Linked DNA regions of Homo sapiens: region 2 is linked to region 1. A link is a contact called in ENCODE Hi-C or POLR2A ChIA-PET data. All regions are on one chromosome and are shown on one strand. The core of a region is the stretch at or near the end of the contact, and the rest is flanking DNA. Distances in the headings are between cores, read along the strand shown.

Region 1 (4,277 bases), core at 996-3,495:
GGGAAGGGGGAAGCAAACCACATCAGTGTCTTCTCCAGGGCTAAAGTACAAAGGAGAAATAGTTTTCCTTTTTCCATGCTTTTTGTTTGGAAGAAGGAAGATAGCTCTAAGCCCGATGGTACCAGGATTTCTCTTTTATTTTGCTCTGAGCTGTCCAAATGGCCTTAAATATGTTTGATGTTCTAATCTATAGGAGAGTTATGGGTATTCTTGCTGAGTAGTACATTTCTTTAATATTCCTGAACCATAATATATGTCTGTATGTTAGAGGCCTGCCAGCCAGCCTCTCAATGTGACTTACCTTCTGTGCGGTTTTGTGAAAAGTTGACCTGGATTTTGCTTAGATGGCTTTAGAAATGGAATCCATCAAAAATATATTTCTTCCTATCTCTCTCTTTCTAAATTGCTGTTTGATCTTGTTGTAGTCTGCTAAATCTTGGCACTTGCTTCAAGTTGCACATCACCCTTTTTACATGGTTTGACAGATATAACCAACTTTCATTTGAAATACATACAATATATCAAATATTACTGGTTATATAGAATATTGGTTATATAATACATACAATATATCAAACATTATTGGTTATATATAACACCATTGCACATATGTAGCTCATTTTTTAAATTTAGTGCATCAACATAAAAAGGAATGAATTAATGGCATTTGCAGTGATCTGGATGAGATTGGAGACTATTATTCTAAGTGAAGTAACTCAGGAATGGAAAACCAAACATCTTATGTTCTCACTGATATGTGGGAGCTAAGCTATGAGGACGCAAAGGCATAAGAAGGATACAGTGGACTTTGGGGACTTGGGAAGCATGGGAGGGGGGCGAGGGATAAAAGACTACCAATATGGTGCAGTGTATACTGCTTGGGTGATGGGTGCACCAAAATCTCACAAATCACCACTAAAGAACTTACTCGTGTATCCAGGCCGTGCGCGGTGGCTCATGCCTGTAATCCCAGAACTTTGGGAGGCCAAGGCGGGTGGATCACTTGAAGTCAGGAGTTCGAGATCAGCCTGGCCAACATGGCAAAACCCTGTCTCTACTAAAAATACAATAATTGGCTGGGTGGTGCTTGCCTGTGGTTCCAGCTATTTGGGAGGCTGAGGCAGGTGGATCATTTGAACCCGGAAGGCAGAGATTGCAGTGAGCCAAGAGCGTGCCACTGCACTCCAGCCTGGGCAACAGAGCGAGACTCTGTCTCAAAAAAAAAAAAAAAAGAAAAAAGAAAAAAAGAACTTAAGTAACCAAATACCACCTGTACCCCCAATAACCTGTGGAAAAATAAAAAATAAATAAATTTAGTGCATCAAAAGTTTATCCATTCATTTGCAAAAATGCCATCTTTACCCATCAATTCCCACCGAATGATACACAGCTGACCCAAATTATTTAAATGAAAGTGTCTTTGATCTGTTAAAAAAGCATAAGAACCAAAGCTCCATTTCAAAGCTGCAGTAAGACCTAGTTTGTCAGACAGAACTAAAGATTCAAGGCCAAGGGTTGTGTTAGGGATGATAGGATTGTATGTTCTCTTTACAAAAACAGAAATTAGCCAGGGCACAGTGGCTCACACCTGTAACCCCAACATTATGTGAGGCCAAGGTGAGAGGATTGCTTGAGGCCAGGAGTTTGAGACTAGCTTAGGCAACATAGTGAGACCCTGTCTCTGTAAAAAATTTAATAATTAGCCAGACATGGTGGTGGGCACCTGTAGTCCTAGCTACTTGGGAGGTTGAGGCGGGAGGATTGCTTGAGTCCAGGAGTTTGAGGTTGCAGTGAATTATGATCATGCCACTGCACTCCAGCCTGGGCGACAGGGCGAGACCCTGTCTCTGAAAGAAAAAAAAAAAAAGAAAAGAAAAAAAAGACACTGGACATCATAATTGACCAGAATGGGGCTAAATATTTGCCCTCCTTTTGCTATAGCTACTCACTTGGGAAAAACTGATTTCATTAGGCAGAATTTCCCCAGGCTCTGTACTTTCTTCAGATAGCCTTGGTATGTTAGGAAATGTTTGCATTTACCAGAGACTAAATGGCTGTTTTTTCTCTAAAACTTGTAACATTTCCTTCAAAAGGTGAATGCAAGACAACCAGCCCCTCCCTGCAATTTGCTGAGCTAGTGTACTGGTAATATGGGCCAAAGACTGTGATCTCTTCCTAGAAACACCTGGCTGGTTACAGACACACAGGAAGAAAAATTGGGTAAACACAACCAGCTTTCCGTCAAGTTCTGGTGGGGGCTACCCTCACCACTTCGACTGAGAAGACACAGTTTCCTCCCAGAAAGTTCTTGGGGGTAGAGGAGTGAGTATCCTGGACCTTGGAACCATTGGCTACCTCGTGCCTCTCTTACCTGCGCCCTTAAGAAACGTTTCTGTTCCATTTCTGGTTCCTTTTGGAGGAATGCCATGGTTTTAATGCTAATGACTCAGCAAACATTAGTTCTTTTCCTTAGTTATGGATGCTTTTGCTCCTTTTAATTTCTAATCTTATTTCCCAAAGATTTTCCCCACCTCAGCCCACCACCACAGCAGGAATAACTTTATTTAGAAAAAATATTGGGGCCGGGCACGGTGGCTCACGCCTGTAATCCCAGCACGTTGGAAGGCCGAGGTGGGCGGATCATGAGGTCAGCAGTTCGAGACCAGCCTGGCCAACATAGTGAAACCTCGTCTCTACTAAAAATACAAAAAAATTAGCCGGGCATGGTGGTAGGTGCCTGTAGTCCCAGCTACTTGGGAGGCTGTGGCAGGAGAATTGCTTGAAGTCGGGAGGCGGAGATTGCAGTGAGCTGAGACCGCACCATTGCAGTCTAGCCTGGGTGACAGAGAAAGACTCAGTCTCAAAAAAAAAAAAAAAAAAAAAAGAAAAACTATTGGGTATTTTCTAAATGAGTAAGATCTACTTTACATCTTCAAACCTTCACTGTCAGCGGACCTTGTCTTCCAGTTACCAAGAGTGAGGCCACCTAACCTGATGGCCTTCTTTCTACCCACCTGAAAATCTCTGTTTTTACCCATTTCCTCTCCCCTCCTCATATCTGAGGAGTAGAAGTGTCCGTCTTCTTTACATAGTTAATATTTTCCTCTGTATCTTCTGTCACCTCCCACCACGCCTCTTTTGGACCTTGCAGAGTCCCTTTTCTCTGTATCTTTAGTCTGGTGTTTTCATTCTTTCCTTCTCCACTGAGTCCTCATCTTACACACAAGTTCCAGCTTCCAACTTTTATATTTTTTAATATTTTTTTCGAGGCAAGGTCTGTCTTTGTCACCCAGGCTGGAGGGCAGTGGCATGATCACAGGTCACTGTAGCTTTGACCTCCCAGGCTCAAGTGATTCTCCCACCTCAGCCTCCGGAGTAGCTAGGACCACAGGCCTGTGCCACCATGCCTGGGTAATTTATTTTTACTTTCTGTAGAGACAGGGTCTCCTTGTGTTGCCCAGGCTGGTCTCAAACTTCTGGGCTCAAGTGATCCTCCTGCCTCAGCCTCCCAAAGTGCTGAGATTACAGGTGTGAGCCACTGCATCTGGCCAGCTTTCACATTTTAAGGAAGTCACCTGCTCCACTGTTGCTGCCCTTTCAAGCTACTCCCCTTCCCTTCATTGCTAGTCTTCTCCCTGTGTTATCTGGAACATCCCATCCTTCCAGACCCTGCTCAATTGCTCAAAAGCCTCCAGGTGGGAAGGACCTTGTGCTGCTGCTCTCTGCTCCCTCTTTACCAAAATCTCTCTTCCTCCATAGGAAAAACTCATCCTCAAGACAGCCTCCCCATCCCCCAGTCCTTATGACAGTGTGCTAAATCCGAGAGGAAAAACCCAAGGTCAAGTTTTCCCTTAGTAGAGCCACCAATGGGAACAGTAATCTGTCTGATCCCTGCATTGGTTGACCTGTTCAATTTAGGCATCTTCCAAGGACAGATGCTAGTTGGAGATGAGGTTGGTGAATAATTAAATCTGAAATTACATTAAGAAAAGAAACAGTTCCTCCTTTAGCAAGGAATCTAGTCCAGTTTCAGGGAGTTACTGGGCTTCCTGTATCATGTGGCTTCGCATTTGGTTCCTATCCATTTAATTTCTATCTTGGGTCTGGTTGTGGGTAGGGGAAGGATCTCCCAGTATAAAAGAGGAGCTACACCAGTCTTTAGTGGATCTTTTGTTACTCAAAGAAGGGCTCTGGGCATTCTATTAAATATTAAGATTCTTTCTGTTTCATTTAATTGCTGTTTCTCAGCATCCTGTGACCCTATAATTTGTCCAGGA
Region 2 (4,168 bases), core at 925-3,424, 270 kb after region 1:
CATATCTGCACATTTCTTGAGTAGTTTGAGCTGTAGTTTTTCTGGGCTTGAAGATCTAAGCTTAATTTGGCTTAAAAAAGCAAAAAAACTTTTTTGTTTCTTTATAACCCCACGAATTTCAAGAGTTTTGTGTTCATCTTTTAATAAAACACAGTTAAACTTTGGGAGGCCAAGGCAGGCGGATTGCTTGAGCCCAGGAGTTAGAGACCAGCCTGGGTAACATAGCAAAACCCCATCTCTACAAAAAAATACAGAAATTAGCCAGGTGGGGTGGCACATGCCTGTATTCCCAGCTACCTGGGAGGCTGAGCTGAGAGGATCACCTCAGCTCAGGAAGTCGAGGCTGCAGTGAGCCAAGAGTGTGCCACTACACTCCAGCCAGGACAACAGAGTGAGGCCCTGTCTCAAAACAAACAATAAAAAACACTTCTAAATTAGGATACTATTATAATGAAGTCAGGGAGAGCAGAAGTCACATGATTGAGCCAGGTAAGCCATGCTATATTTTAGCATCAGTTAAATTAAATCCATCTTGTTAATAAACACCCATGAAAGACACATGTATGCCTTCCCTGTGCTAAATGTTAGAGATGCAAAGTTGGGTAAGATACAGTGTCAACTGTTAAGAATGTCATGCTGTAGGAGACAGAACCAGGAAAACACTGTCAAATTAGCCAGGGAAATTGAGGGGGATTGTTTATTGGTTGTATTTATATTGTCCCCATTTATCCCTAAGGAAGCAAGTAGAGAGTATCCAAGCTTCCTGGCTGTCAAAATTTTTTTTAAAATGACCAAAAAAATGCATAATTCTTCAGGGGAATAAGATTTTCCCTTTTGGCTCTAAATTCAGAGAACAACTTAAAATTCAGAGAACAACTTAAGATACGGATCCTTTTATAAGATGGCCTGTTATATGATAAACACCAAGAGTGGATGATGTCCTTAATAGATAATTTTGTAAAAGATACGAAAATCCCTTCATTGGGTGACTTCCTGTACTGAATGAAGTTCAATGAGAACAGTGGGTGGTACATTACAGGGTAATTTAGAGAAGGTATTTTGGCAGTTGACAAGCTAATGTAGTCTCAGCACTGCTCACTGGTAATCGAATTTAATGCATCAACAGAGCTTATATCCCTCTTCCCCTTATGGGCACATGGTGGATGAGTTTCACAGGTGTGCGTCATCCCCATGGAAATAACTACATTGTAATGAAACCAAAGGTAAGAAATTATTTTTGGAGTTGTAAAGCTCTACAGTAGTTTCTACTCACCTGTTCATCAGTAACAGTTGGTGTGACAAGACAGAACAAGGCTTGGAGCTCTGGGAATCACAGCCCACCCTTTGTCTTCCATCTTTGGTCACCTGGCTCTATGGCCAGCTTCCCCTTGTTCTCAATCCCAGCTGGAGAATGACTGTCATACCAGAAACAAAAACAAAAAAAACAAAAACACCTTCAGTTGACAGTTTAAGCAAACAACCAATAAAGTCTTCCTGACTGGCCTCTCGCCCTCCAGAACCACGGAGCACATCTGCCCTTTAAATGTGTAGCCAACCCAGTCCCTGACTTTGGTTCTCAGTCTTTGATGCCCAGTGAGTTAACAATATGTGGAAGTTCTGGTTTGAATGGTGCCAGGCCTGGGGCTTAGAGCTTCAGCTGGATTCCCATCCACCCTGCCACTCCAGGCTGCAAAATCAAAAATTACTTTGCTCAGTTGTTAACAATATTGGATCCCAACCATTTATGGGGGTGGCTTTCCCCTACTGTCAGCTGTTTTAAAGACACTTGTGCACAGTGTCATTATAATAAAGCTGATTCTCCTTGCCGAAGACCAGTTTCCACTCTCCACTTCCAGATTTACTGGAACTTTTTCTTACAAATGAGGATGGCCCTTCCACATGACCATCTTGCCCTGAGGATACACTGTACACCTTCCTTGTGTTAGATAATAGGGCAACAAAGTTAAACAAGATACAGTTTAGGCTAATTGAAATCATCTATTTGGTTTGTTTCATTGTAGTCAGCTTACCAACCACGTAACTATTCTATTGCTTCACTGGTCTGTCCCTGTTTCTTCTTCCCTTCTTTGTAGATGTCCCTGTGCTGAACGCAGTAATCTCTTCCCTGTCAGGGGAGGGAAGGAGAGGGGAAGTGAGCCACGAGGCCACCTTGGGGCTCAGAGCTTGTAGAAAACCTCATTTAGAGCATAACAGGAAACATGGTGGCTGATAAAGGTGTTTTATGCCTGCCTGTTACCATCAGTATAATTGGCTAAATCTCAAGATGTGATTGCTGTCTATTGAATGTTTAAAGAAAAGCAGTTTTGCTGCTTTTAAGTATTTTTTGTAAGTCAGGTGAGGTTGAGAAACTGTTTCCTAGAAGTGGAAAGGGAAGTACTTTGATGAGAGATTTTTTTAAAGAAAAACACCACCGCATAGAAGTATTGAAGCACAGTGTAGACATAGCAGCATCCAGGGTTCAATATGGACATAGAATATTTGACTGAAAACACTTCTCAGAAGTTAAATGCTCCCCCTGAGTTTTGTTTCCCTTTACTTTACATTCTCTTAACTCAGAAATATCAGAAACTTCAAACCAGTGGATCTCTAATCAGTGTAGTTTACAAAATCATGTTCACAATAATCACCAGGTCTTTAGCATGCTTTGAAAAATAGTTCCTGGTATCACAAAAGTTCATTTGCATTCTAAACCCATGTAACTGAGTTGTTGGAATTGCCAGAAGCAGCTTTTTAGGTTTCTGAGTAAACACCATTTCTATTTAATTGATATTTGCAAACTATCCTATGTTTAGAGTTTAAGCTTCTCAGCAGCAGGAGCAACTTAAGCGCTAAGCTGCCTCTGAGTGGGTCCAGGGTCTAGTTTGTTCATATACCTTTTTGTAGAAGATGGCACCAAGCCATTTCAGGAAATGTTATTGTTTATGAGGGTCTTTAGTGTGATATCCTAAGAAAAAGGTAAAATGGTGTCCATCAGTCATGCAGCCCTATCCCTATTTTTGTATTTCACAACATCTTTAAAGTCTGAATGAGGAATGTTGGCTACTTTTGCCTAAACTGGCCCTTTTCTTTCCATTGCTGAATATTAATTAAAAGAAAGTATAGGCCAGGTGAGGTGGCTCATACTTATGATACCCACACTTTGGGAGGTCAAAGCAGGAGGATCACCTGAAGCCAGCACTTTGTGAACAACATAGACCCTGTCTCAACAAAAAAATTTTTAAAAAAATTAGCTGTGAGTGGTGGCATGCGCCTGTAGTCCCAGCTACTTGGGAGGCAGCTGAGGTGGGAGGATCACTTGAGCCTGGGAGGTTGAGGCTGCAGTGACCCATGGTCACACCACTTGCACTCCAACCTGGGCAACAGAGTGAGACCCTGTCTCCAAAAAAAAAAAAAAAAAAGTATGATTGTTCTCAAAAAGATACCAGGTTAGATAGATAGAACAGACTGGCTGTTAGATCTATTTAACTGGGTATCTTTTTGAGAGCAATTTGTTTAGATACACAGACTGGCTGTATATTGATAATTGCTGGAACAGGATGATGAATACTTAAGGGTTCATTATACAGTTTACTTGTGTTGATAACAAATTTTTTTTAAGATACATTAACAAAGAAGTAACCACTTTGTCAGAATACAACCCAGCATTTTCAAGATTCTGGGGAAAGATCTTCAAGGAATGTCTCTTGAAGCAATATTCTGTTAAGAGAAAGGATCTTGCATCAGAAAGTCATCTCATCCATTCACAGGCTGCATTGTCCAAAATATATTCAAAAGCAGAATTAGAACCATAAACTCCTGGTGTGAACTCTTGCCGCTGTATGTAGTAATGCTGCTTTCTTTTCTGCCCTGTAGGTTCGAGTGACTGTGTTTCCCTCAAAGACTGTAGCTCAGTATTCGGGAGTACCTTGGTGGATCATCCTAGTGGCTATTCTCGCTGGGATCTTGATGCTTGCTTTATTAGTGTTTATACTATGGAAGGTAAGTCATATCTGGCATTTGAATTTCATAACAAACTTTATTTCATGTTTTAAAAAATGGGAATCAGCACTGATAGTACGTTTTCTTTTTCATTGCTTCCTTTTTTCTAACATTATGAAACTCTTTTGACATAGCAAATTTGAGGAAAATTTTACCATGAACACCTGTA

The links. A loop is a pair of places that touch in the nucleus more often than their neighbours do. ChIA-PET counts read pairs that join two places held with the same protein, here RNA polymerase II (POLR2A). Pooled maps may share reads with other maps.
Region 2: a loop to region 1 is called in a pooled map, with 3 times the contacts of the local background. The contact joins two enhancer-like sites. A Hi-C loop is called at or near these places in 3 of 50 pooled maps. POLR2A ChIA-PET finds 5 or more read pairs at or near these places in 3 of 52 experiments (PC-9, RWPE1 and T-cell).

Annotation. Positions count from the first base shown.
Region 1 is chr2:172,221,531-172,225,807 of GRCh38, forward strand. No RefSeq gene overlaps it. Among named protein-coding and RNA genes, the nearest start is that of DLX2-DT, 120 kb to the left of the region's middle. Within about 2 kb of position 2,246, at least 2 of the 41 ENCODE cell types and tissues checked have a DNase peak (open chromatin) inside an H3K27ac peak, as active enhancers do.
Region 2 is chr2:172,494,102-172,498,269 of GRCh38, forward strand. ITGA6 (integrin subunit alpha 6) reads left to right here. Exons shown (of 26, transcript NM_000210.4): 24 at 3,874-3,999. PDK1-AS1 (PDK1 and ITGA6 antisense RNA 1) reads right to left here. Exons shown (of 4, transcript NR_199657.1): 2 at 1,274-1,415. Among named protein-coding and RNA genes, the nearest start is that of ITGA6-AS1, 30 kb to the left of the region's middle. Within about 2 kb of position 2,175, at least 3 of the 41 ENCODE cell types and tissues checked have a DNase peak (open chromatin) inside an H3K27ac peak, as active enhancers do.